Linked DNA regions of Homo sapiens: all the other regions are linked to region 1. Evidence: read pairs that join two places in POLR2A ChIA-PET (ENCODE). Cell type or tissue: MCF 10A. All regions are shown on one strand.

The links. ChIA-PET counts read pairs that join two places held together with the same protein. Peaks named below come from ENCODE experiments on the same cell type or tissue, not always from the same donor. Only the 100,000 strongest peaks of a DNase experiment are listed, where the experiment ranks them.
Region 2: POLR2A ChIA-PET joins it to region 1 with 5 read pairs; 1 of 35 experiments calls an interaction of 5 or more read pairs at or near these places.
Region 3: POLR2A ChIA-PET joins it to region 1 with 6 read pairs; 1 of 35 experiments calls an interaction of 5 or more read pairs at or near these places.

What each region holds. Positions count from the first base shown.
Region 1 is chr13:40,234,621-40,238,620 of GRCh38, forward strand. No RefSeq gene overlaps it. Among named protein-coding and RNA genes, the nearest start is that of LINC00548, 16 kb to the left of the region's middle. In MCF 10A, no CTCF peak of the experiment used is centred here; DNase peaks (open chromatin) are centred at 761, 1,781 and 2,301.
Region 2 is chr13:40,058,939-40,062,938 of GRCh38, forward strand. No RefSeq gene overlaps it. Among named protein-coding and RNA genes, the nearest start is that of LINC00332, 120 kb to the right of the region's middle. RefSeq lists enhancers at 135-324, 1,571-1,700. In MCF 10A, no CTCF peak of the experiment used is centred here; DNase peaks (open chromatin) are centred at 53, 813, 1,553 and 2,723.
Region 3 is chr13:40,092,064-40,096,063 of GRCh38, forward strand. All of the region lies in intron 4 of LOC124903162, which reads right to left. Among named protein-coding and RNA genes, the nearest start is that of LINC00332, 88 kb to the right of the region's middle. In MCF 10A, no CTCF peak of the experiment used is centred here; a DNase peak (open chromatin) is centred at 2,158.

The sequences.
Region 1 (4,000 bases):
GTCTCCCTCTGTCACCCAGGCTGGAGTGCGGTGGCTCACTGCAAGCTCCACCTCCCGGGTTCACGCCATTCTCCTGCCTCAGCCTCCCAAGTAGCTGGGACTACAGGAACCCACCACCATACCCGGCTAATTTTTTTGTATTTTTAGTAGAGATGGAGTTTCACCATGTTAGCCAGGATAGTCTGGATCTCCTGACCTTGTGATCCGCCCACCTCAACCTCCCAGAGTGCTGGGATTACAGGTGTGAGCCACCGCGCCCGGCCTCAGGGATGCTTTTTAAAGTCAAGTCTCTGGGCAGAAGGAAAAAGGCTGGGTTCAGTACAAAATGCTCTACCAATGCTGAAATGTCAATAAAGCACTAGATGGGGGTGAGGCATATATAGGCCCATTCCCTAAAGACCAGGCTCACAGACTCAGAAAAGATGGGAAGAAACCTCAGAGATGATCCATTCACATGGTTCTCAAGTCTGGCTGCATATGAGAACCACCAGGAGAGTTTTCTAAGCAAGTTAATCCAACTCCCATTCCAGAGGTAGAACTGCAGGCATGGGATCCTGGCATAATCATTTTCTTAGTTCCCCAGATTATGCAGTTCTGGCCCTTAGGGGCTCTCGAGTGTGGCAGAAATGAGACTGAAACCCTAGCTCCCTCCTCCAGGGTGACCCAAACTTGACTAAACCCATGAATCACCAGAGGCGATTCTGTAAACATGCGGATTAAAAATCAGAAGGTCTGGGGTGGGCCTGAGATTCTGCATTTCTAAATGACTTCCAGGTGAAGCGGATGTTGCTGCCGGCCCTCAGACCACACTTCGAGGTATCAGGTCCTGGCATCTAGTCCTATAAATAGATGAGTCACATGCCTATTGGCCTTCAGTCTTTCTAACATCAAGACTAGAGAGCCAATGTGGCAGAGAGGTTAGATGGGGAGGAGCCATGTTTTTCACCCTGATTTTGGAACTTAATTGCTGTGCAATCTTGAGCAAGTCACTTAACCTCTCTGATCTTTAATTTCCTCAGATGTTAAAATAGAGAAAAAACTAATACATACACAAAGTTGTAAGGCTGATCAGATGAGATGTGAAGTTGTTCTATAAACTGTAAAATACTACAAAGTTTAAGAGTTTATTATAAAATTGGCCTTTGAAAGATACCATTTTAGCCTTTAAAATGTTGGTCATTTATATGTGCACACTTTTTGTAGTCCTGTATTTCTCCTAGTGGTAGCACATGTATGTGGACACACATGCAATAGATGAGTTTTATCTCCTAAAAGGTTTAAACTCTGGTGTGTGTGTGTGTGTGTGTGTGTGTGTGTGTGTGTGTGTGTTCTTATACCATTGCCTGGAGTGTAAGGACTTGCAAGGAAATTCTCTTTGACCAGGAGGATTCAAGAATGCAGAGCAAATGTCCAGGAGTCGCAGCCAAATTGGTAGCTTTTCTTGCTCCTTTCCACTGCATTAGCATGCCCCTAGCCAAAACAAGATGGCACCATGCCCCGGCCAACTTGATCTCAATGTTCTCCACAGCTGTGTGTCCCCACTGGGGTGAGTATTGGAGCAATGTCTCATGTCTAGTCTAGCCAGGAAGATTGTCACTTTGGACCCTAACCCTTTCTGAGGTTTGAGCCTCCAATTCACTCATGTCTGGCCAGCACGAGTCATGCCATCCATGTATCCTCACTCCCAAAAGAAATGACACCCTTGGCAAATTCTTGAACTACGTTTTGGAAGCCGCCGCTGAGGTTGCGCAAACACATTTGGCACAGGCTTCAGGGACCAAGCAGTTCTCTGGGTTGAATCGCAGAAACAAAATGTACTTGTCCTGCTTCCGAGATGGTGTCTGAGGACTTGGCTCCCTCGGCCGAGGAACTGCCTCCTCGCTGATGTCATCCTGCCACGGAAAGGCAAACATCTCTGGGTTCAGCAGTTCAGAACCAGAAGTGAGAAAAGTTGGGGATCCAAAGGGCATCCACCCAGGCTTAACTCCATCGGGACAACGTAGAGAGACATGCACTCAATTCTTAACAACTAAATCATCTTAAAATAAAATGTATTGAAGCAGTTTGTGAGGAGGAATCATGCTGCTGAAATGCCCTCGGGCAAGGATTACTGGTCGTGATGCTACCTCCATCCAGTGGGGTTTTGTGGGGCTCCACGTGCTGCCACATGCACCCCATAGGAGCACAAGTTCCCAGAGGCCCAGGAGAATATTCAACATCCAACCCTAAGGAAGAAATAATTTCCATGTAGCACTCGTGCCTCACATTCATGTCACTGCGTAATATCTCAGACATCCAGTGACTGCACTTTCCTGGCCAAATTGAGGCGGGTGCTTCTGGAGTCTGGTACATTTCTCAACTCCAGGTTATTTCTCAGCACACAAAGTACCAGGGCTGCTTCAGTCTCCTCAGAGGAGCCATTCTCGAGATGGAGTTTCTTTTTTGTTTTATTTTACTTTAAGTTCTGGGATACATGTGCCGAACGTGCAGGTTTGTTATATAGGTATACGTGTGCCATGGTGGTTTGCTGCACCTATCAACCCAAGACGGAGCTTCTTTTACCCAGAAAAAAAAAATGAATCCTCTTTCCCATATTCATAATTTTCAAATGTAAAATCTGAAATTTTTCTTACCAGATCAGAACTCCCTAATGCCCAATGCTGCAGACCACAGAGCCACTCAGCTTTGTGACCAGAATAAAAGCCTTCATGAAATCATGAAATTTGTTCTGGTGGTCACAAGAGTCAGACATGCACATCATGCAGAGATTTGTATGATGAAGTCTTAGGAAGACAGTGGAAGGTGTGGACCTTCCTTAAAGAGTGATCAATCTTCTGGGGCCTCATCCTTGGCTGTCCACTGGAATCCCTTGGAAACTATTTCACAGCTCGAATGCCTCGGCCGTCCACCAAACTATGCGAATGGAACTTCTGAAGAGGAAGCATAAGTATTTGTGAAAGTCCCCTCCATTGATTCTAATGGATATCAGGGATTGAGAAAGCACTCTCTCATCCAATTCTCTGTTTTCCTAGATGAGAAAATTTTGTCCCAAAGAATTCAAGTACTTTACTTAAGGTCACACTGATCACTAGGGGCAGAGCTAGGACTGGAGCCTAGATATCCCAATTGCTGGGCCAAGTTTTTTCACTCCAGGTAAGCAGAACAGTAATTTTGTAGATGTGCAGCCAGGGAAACCATTTCACAAATGGTTGAGGTGAGGCTGCTGGAACCAGACTCCCAGGGCTTGCTTGTTGAAAGAATTACTTGATGGATTGATCAGAATTCTAGTTCTGCCACCCTATTGTGGGGACGCGGCAAACCACTGAACCTTGCAAAACTTCATGTTCTTATTAATAAAATGGGGGTGGGTGGTGTTTAGGATGGGGAGGGGTAATAATAATACCTTCCTCCTCGTATTGTGAGCTTTTAATGAAATAATATCCATAAAATGCTTAGAAGAGTGCTAGGCACATAACAAATGCTCAATAATGTGGCCTCTCATTAATATTAGTATACAGATGCACTGGTACTAGTTCTGAGGGTTTATGGCATTAATGTCTGAAGCCAGAAGCACGTCATGTGTTGGAGAGAGGAATGGGGATTGGCCTTGTAGGACACTCAGCAGTACATAGGCATGGACTAAGACTCCACAGTCCACGAAAACTTGGCCTTTCTTGACTTCCAAGATGATTTACTGTTCAAATTCCAATCACATTGCTTGGAACGAGGGTCTCCATCCTCCTTCCACTTGGGGCTGTCTAAATACATGCAGTCTCTGTGGTCTAACAGAGAGGAGTTGAAGATGCAAACTTGACCCTTCATCCCTCCAGACAAAACTGAATAGATGAGGGGTGTTTCCCAACCCAGGTACCCAAGTCAGATCCCAAGCTGTAACACAAGAAAAAATAACTGGGCCTAGAAAATTCCTTCCCCAAACCTCCTCCTGATTTCAGTATTTATATGATTTACCCCATCATTTATTGCTCAACTTGATTTAAAA
Region 2 (4,000 bases), 180 kb before region 1:
GCACGTGGCAAAGCATCCTGTGAACAGGCAGCAGCCATTTAGTTCTAATAGCATTACCATTCTGGGCCTCTGTAGTCAGTGTTGCCAGATTTTAGAATTTTTAGAAGTTAGAAATCTAGATGTTTATGTGAAATTTCCTGGTTTTTGAAACAGTACATTTTGTACATTACACAACAGCACATTTTGTACATTATACAAAACATGACTAAAACCGAGATCCGACCTTGGGCCATCAGTTGCAACTCCTACATGAAACTGTAATCTATGATGCCTCTGAATACAAGGTAGTCAGAAAATGAAAGGAGTTCTATGTTCAGAATAGTCAGAGAAAACTCTAATTTTAAATACATTCACGTATCATTCCTGAAAATATTCTGACACATGCTGGAACACATGTCCCAAGTTTTAATCTGGAAAAGATAGCTTTGATACCTCCAGTTACCATTTTGAACCTCTTTAGAAGTTAATAGTAGTCCCACAAGGCCAAGAAAGAAAGAAGAAACAAGCCTAAATACGAAAAGGTGGAAAGCAGGTTTGAGCTAGACAGTATGTTTATTTTAGAGAATAAGGAACGTTAAAACTGTTTGAAACTTTCCAACTCTCCGTGTATTTCTTTTTCTTTCACTTGCTCATGTATTTCAAATATTAAATGCTTTTCCTCTGTTATTAAGAAAGTGTGTTTGAGTCATACTCAGAGGTCTAACCCATGATGATGACACCACATTCATTAGACAACTTCTATTCCTTTCTAAAAGTTTCGATCCAATATTAGCAGAACCTGAAAGCCTTCCAACTCACTAACCAACAGATGGCATGACCAACTTTCCCAAGAGACACGCAGCAGCACACAGGTACACACCTTCCCAGTGAGAGAATGCAAGGTTCAGCTCAGGTGTTAGACACTCAGAGAACACTTAATCAAACAACAAAACGGGTGGCAGCAGGGAGAAGAGGAAAGGTTCATTCCCTCTTCAGCTCCCACCCCCGGTTAGAAGTCCAGGGCATTTAAGGTCTACCACATTTCCATGTAGGGGTGGAAACATTATCTTTCCCTTGAAAGAAACATAGCCTTTGAACAGGAAATGGAGGGTCATCAGTTCGGGTTGGAACACACATAGAATAATAATGACACTACCTTTGCTGGTGTCAAATGTAAATTTGTTCAATAGTCCAGTGGAACAGTAACAAGGCACTTCTTCAGATGCCACCTGCTATTGAGTGTAGAAAATAACAACAAAAAAAATACCCTGTCGACTCACCCAAGTCAGATAATTACACGGACTGCAAAACATTCAGGCACGGAGCTCTGGAAACCTTTTAGGGGGTCCTTTATCATGCCCTGCCTTTTCCAGAATGAGACTAATTTGCTCCTATTTCAGCCAGCTCCAGCAAAGAGAGCGGGTAAAGGAGAGAAAAGAGAATGAATTGTCAGCATTATTGAAAAGATTCATGGTTAGTCACACTCACTCCAGGCAAGTTCCTTGCCAGACACCACACCACTCATTAGCAGACCTGAGAACTGGCGTGCCTCCCACAGCTGAGCAACAGCCTTGGGCCTGGCAGGTCCCCAGGGACCCACAAAGCCCTATGTTCTCCCACACCCTGCAATGAGAAAGACCAGTTTGGGCAGGCCTGGGTGCAATTGGCTCCCCAGATGCTAAGTAAATCTGTTCTATGCCCTGTGCTGCTTCAAATATAATTATTCAGGTGCTCAGCTGGTGTGGAAATCAAGGTAGCATCTCTTCAGGGTACACTGATGCAGTTACCTGATGGGGCTGCCATTTTCTCCCCAGGTTCCCTTCGGAAGACCCAAGAGATGGTCGTGTCTACAGTTTGTCAGCCTGTATGTCCTCATTTCCAGCTACAGCTGTGAGCTGCTGATCTTCCTGGAGCTGGAAACATTTATTTCCCTTGTGTAATACCAGCAATTTTAACTTAGATTTACAGTGCTTACCACTGAACCATTTGGGGCATTAAAGACTAATTCAATTCATTTGCAAGAGACAGGGTGGGCTGTAGGAATCATTGATGTCAATATCCACAGCAATGGGGAAACTGAGTCTGGGAGGCAAAAGGACTTGCTCAAAAGTGTAGAACAAAGAAGAGAAGCCAGGTCTTTGCTTTTCTATTCAGTCTCATCCCATTTCTTGGAGCTACTATCTCACAGAAAAAAAAAATACCATTTCTAGTTAGGACAGCAAACCGGTTACTCTTTACTGTATGAAAACACCATTCTCAGAATCACAACTCCCTAAAGTTCAGTCAAAACTTCCCAAAAAAAGCTGGCTTCTGTTAGAATGAGCTGCGCCCTCCACTGGGATCTGAAAGCAAAGGACAAGGACTAAGTCTTTGTAAACAATCACAACAGACACTGACCATGGTGAACATCATCCCATACGTCAGAGTAACATGCCCTCACATGGGTTCTGATGGAGAAGAACAGCTCCCCCATGCTGAGCTCTGCCATCCCTAGCATCAAAAGTACCATATAGCTGGATGCCAAAGCTGGTACTATTTGGTACATACTGATATGCATATTAGCTTGGATTTATGACACCTAGAAAAAGTGATCCTGGCCCTAAAATAAAATTCAAGTCCAAGAACGATCATTAACAATGTAAGTATGACTCAAAGCACTCAGACTACATGTCTTCACTTGGACTACATGTCTTCAGGTTGAAGACGCTTCACCCTGGCTTTGCAACAGAGTCACCATGATGACCCAGGCAAGTGTGGGATGTGTGGTAAGGGCTTGGGAAAATTCCTGTGGGTTTTTAGAGTTTTCATAATTCCCTGAAAGGCTGCTAGACCCAACTGCTTCTAAAGGAAGCATGTGGGCAAACTCAGAGATATGGGTGAAGGACATTCTGTGTCAATGGACACCGAGTACTGGGCCAAGAGGCCCCTGCTTATCTGTGTTCGTAGTTGGTCTACAAAAGAGTCACAGCTTCCCTCTTCCTCCTTAGCAGGGGGAAGTGGGCCTGAGGGAATGTGGATCAGCCCAGCCAGTGCCTGTTAACAAGGTGGCCTGAGGAGTGGGTACTGCCCCCTTGTCTTGTATCAGTCCTCCAGTCTCTGCCATTGGTTGTGCTCCTGAGTGAAAAGAGGCAGAGCCTAGGACAGGAGATAAAGTTAAAGGAACTCTTCACTCGATCCTAGAAGGATTTTGCTTATGAGTTGCTCAGATCTCCTACAGCCTCCCCCACCCTCACGGGTGCTAGGCTGGTAGTCAGTATTACTACTCTTGACCATGGCACCCAGCTTAACTCTATCATTGGCACTGCAAATATGCCCTGGACTACCTCCGGAAGTGTCTTGGGTGCATGCCAAGAAAACATCCCTCACCTTCTCACCTCCTATTTTTGCATTATTTGCTTTCAGAAGGGAAGTGATAAAAATGGATAATAGCCACTAATTTTTGAACAATTTTTCCAGGTACCACTCTAAGTGCTTTAAGTGTGTTGATTCTGTTAGTCCTCTCCACAACCCCATGAGGAAATAGTCTCCTCATTTGCACATGAGGGAACTGAAACACAGGGAATTAGGTAACCTACAGTAGCCGTGCAGCTAGGAAGTGGCAGAGCTGAGATTTGAACCCAGAGCCCCATGTGTCCAGCCACTATACTGGTTAAGAAATGATGATATGATTCCGTGTAGACACAGGTTCTGTGTATCCAATGTACTTGAGAGTATTGGGGAGCATTTCTCCCTCTTCAGTGACATGAGGACACATCTATAAAGGCAAAGGCAATTTGAGAAAATAAGGCCAAGGGCATAAAGGTCAAGAAGAAGGGCTTTGTGATCAGTTGGCTTAAGTCCTATCTTGTCACTTACTAGCGATATGACCCTGGGCAGGCTGCTCAGTCTCCTGCAGCCTCATTTTTCTCATCTCTAAAATGGGGTTAATAGGACGCTTAGCTCACAGGATTCTTGAGAGACCAACAGGAATGGATCCATGAAAACAGCAGCTGGCCAACAGTAAATGCCGAGTAAATGGTGG
Region 3 (4,000 bases), 140 kb before region 1:
ATTCACTCTCATGGTCCCATAATCATCAATGTGCTGGCAACACCCAAGTCTGTGTTTCTAGCTGGGATCTTCTTCCAAGTTTCAGTATCATATATACAGAGGTCCACCTGGCTACCTACAGATTCCTCAAACTCGGTTTTTTGTTTTGTTTTGTTTTGTTTTTGAGACAGGGTCTCACTCTGTCACCCAGGCTGGAGTGCAGTGGTGGGATCTTGGCTCACTGCAACCTCTGCCTCCCAGGTTCAAGTGATTCTCCTGCCTCAGCCTCCCCAGTAGTTGAGACTACAGGTGGGTGCCACCACACCCAGCTACTTTTTGTATTTTTTGGTAGATATGGGGTGTCACCATGTTGGCCAGGCTGGTCTCAAACTCCCAACCTTAGGCGATCCACTTACCTCGGCCTCCCAAAGTGCTGGGAGTATAGGCATGAGCCACCTACCCTGCCAAACTCAGTGTTACTGATTAATCTTTACCTGTGTCTTTCCTGTATATGCTTCTTTGACATGTCTCCTATATCAGTAGATGAGTCACTGTTCATCTAGTCACCTAGCTTAGAAACCCTGGGGATGTCCTCAGTTCTTTCTTCTCCGTTACCAGCTCCTATCACATTTACCACCTAAAGTTCTCAAATACGCCCCTTCCTTTTAATCCCCGTGGCTGCTTCCCTGGGTTAGGCAGGCCATTATTACCTCTCACCTGGACTACTGTAATATTGCTCACCGGACTTCTGGCCTCTAGTCTGATCCTCCCTCCCCAAATCCATTCACTGCACTGACCCCCGAAGGAAACAAACTATCTGAATTTTAAATCTGGTCATTCCCATGTTTAGAACCCTTTAAAAATCCCCATTGGCCGATAGAATAAAAAATCAATGTGTCCTCAGCTTCACTGCTCACCATTTGCCTTCCACTGCATTTCTGGTAACAGTGAACCACTGATGGTTGTCATCATCATTGCCATCATCATCATCATCATGAGTAAATACTCAGTGAGTGTTTACTATGTACCAGGCACTATGATCATCTCTTCATAGACGTTGTATCACATGGTCCTCACAATTCCCCATCTGGTAAGTACTGTCATGATTTTCATTTGTACACAAGGAAACTGAGTCAGAAAGAGGATAAGTAAATTGCCAAAACAGCTAAAAAGGACCTGCGTGTTGTTCTAACTTTTCAGCTTTAGATCCAACTATTCACCTCCTGTGGCCCGATTTTTGAGCACTCATCCTCCCTTTGGCCTTCCAGCTTCCATACTCTTGCTTGCGCCACTTTGCCTGTCTTTCTCACCTTTGCAATTCCTACCAATGTGTCAAAGGCAGCTCAGACAGCACTTCTTATCTGCAGCCTTATCTCCCCTCCTACCCTTGGCCAGAAGTGACCTTCCAATGGTTCTTCTCTACATAAACCATTCGGAAAGTAATTAAACAGCAAACTAATTCTATAATGTCATAAAGCATTCTTTTTCATGGTCCGATCTCAAAACCAATTGTTTGCTGTTCAGGTTTGTGTGTAGTTGTGACTTTTCTCTCCAGGGAGAGTGTAAGTACTTTGCATGGTTTACACTTTTCTCCTGCAGTGCTCAATTAACAGGAGACTGGTGTTTTTTTCTTCTCTTTAAGCCCTTGACTCTTCCCAACCTTCCCATCATGATGATCTTTTTTAAATTCCAGGCTCAAAGAAGAGACTTCTTTTAATATCTCCTCTCACCCTAACACCAAATCCATAGATCCTTTGCCCATGACCTCTGACGGATCTGTTTCTCTATCTGCAGCTTTCCAGCCCTAGGCCTGACCTGCAGAGCCCACTGTTAGATCCAGTGCCACACAGAGAGGATCAAACAGGAGCGTCCAGATCAACTTCTACGTTCTCCATTTCTCCAAAAGCAGCTATGCTAGCGCTGTGGCCACGGGTTAAGCAAATCTCAAAAGTTCATGTTCCTTATGTACTTTTAGCAGCTCTATAAGGGGAGGAGCTGAGAGACAACACACTTACAGAATTCCCATAACGTTGAGAAAATCAGGAAAACCCCCTTGAACACTGTAATAGGTAAAGAACAGCTGCCTTTACTAAACCCTACTGCAAATTTTGAGCTGGAATCAAATTGCATGGAATAACTAATGCACCCTTGCAAGGTGTGATGAAACCAGCTTACTTGTGGTTTAATTTTCCATTCAATATCCTGCTCTGTTTTATGAGCCATATAACCTTGTGATGCAATTATGGCTAACGTACAGACTCAGGCAGGAGGCAGGAACCCGTGAGCTGGTTACAAAAGACCGTGACATGGATGGATCACTGATGTGGAAAAGTCAGGGGGCATGGACTCAGGTGGCAGAAGTAGCTGGAGAGAGGTTTTGGATGAAGACTTTGGTGACAGAAAGTGTAGCATTCGAAAATAAATGCTATAATATGAATAAATGAGTCCTGGCTGATATTTAAAAGTGACCAATAGAAGGGGTAATTTTCTCACCAAAACTTCATATTATCTCTTCATGGTAACAGGAACATAGATATCACAGGCCACCCTATTACCTCCTTTACAGATGATCTCTTTTCGTAGTGTCACCCTGGCAGGAAAGATTTGACAGAAGCCATATAGTTAAATAATAATTTTACTAACTACTCTTCAGGGGCTAGGTGCTATCTGAAGTGCTTTATAATATTAACTCACTTAAGCCTCTTGACAACCCCATGATACAGCTATTATTATCTTCCCCATATAAATGAAGAAACTGAAGCCAAGAGGATTTAAGTCTCTAGCTAAAGGCCACATGGTAACAAAATAGCAGTGGCTGGATTTGGACTCTGACAGTCAGACACCAAACCCCATAGCATCCTCCTCTGGTGTCTGACCATGTCTTTGTATAATATAGCGCCTTCTAGTTTTCAAGCACTGTTGTAAGTGGGTTTTTGTTTTGTTATTTATTTATTTATTTATTTATTTATTTATTTTGAGATGGAGTTTCGCTCTTTTTGCCCAGGCTGGAGTGCAATGGCATGATCTCAGCTCACTGCAACCTCTACCTCCTGGTTTCAAGTGATTCTCCTGCCTCAGCCTCCCGAGTAGGTGGGATTATAGGCACCTGCCACCACATTCGGCTAATTTTGTATTTTTAGTAGAGACAGGATTTTGCCATGTTGGCCAGGCTAGTCTCGAACTCCTGACCTCAGGTAACCCAGCTGCCTTGGCCTCCCAAAGTGCTGGGATTACAGGCGTGAGCCACTGTGCCCGGCCATGTAAGTGTTTTACATATACTAACTAAATCCTCACTACCACTCTATGGAATAAGGACTATTATGGTCTTCATAGCTTGGATGAGGAAACTGAGGCACAGAGAGATTATGAGACTTACCCAAGGACACCTTCCTCATGAGAAGCAGGGACTGGATGGAAAGGCAGGTGCTCTGGTCCCGAGGCCGTGCTCTCAAGCACTGGTTGTAGGACCCACTCACTGGAGAGGAGAGGCATAAGAAGGGCTACCTCACTTAGCTGCCCAGAGGTAGTGGGTGTAAGGCATTAGCACTGAGTGTGGAATGGGGGTGTCCCACCCAGCACATGTCCCCAGACCCATCTGAAGGCTTCCACATCCCCTTGGTTCTCTCTCTCCCTCATTTCTGGTGCAAGGCATCCAGGCCCTCTCCTCTGGCCACAGTCCTTCTCAGAGCAGACCAGGTGGCCGCACTCTGGCTCCCTGGGGCCAGGTTTTTTGGCCCCCATGTCTCATGCAAGCTGAGCTATTATCGCATGGCTACAAGACGTGGTTTTCCTAGAAAGGGACTCAGTGGGGCTGAAGTCCTTGTGTGTTCTAATCCCTTCTGTGGCACTTTGTCTGCAGGGGCCGAGCGATCAGCCTGGCTTGTTCTCGTGCCTGTCCAGATGCCTTTCACATTGTCTGTTTGTTAACCTGCATTTTTGGCTTTGCACCTCAGACTCTGTTTACTTGTCTGCCTGCTTGTTCTCAGTTAATAAATTGGAATTGATTTGGCGACTTCACAAA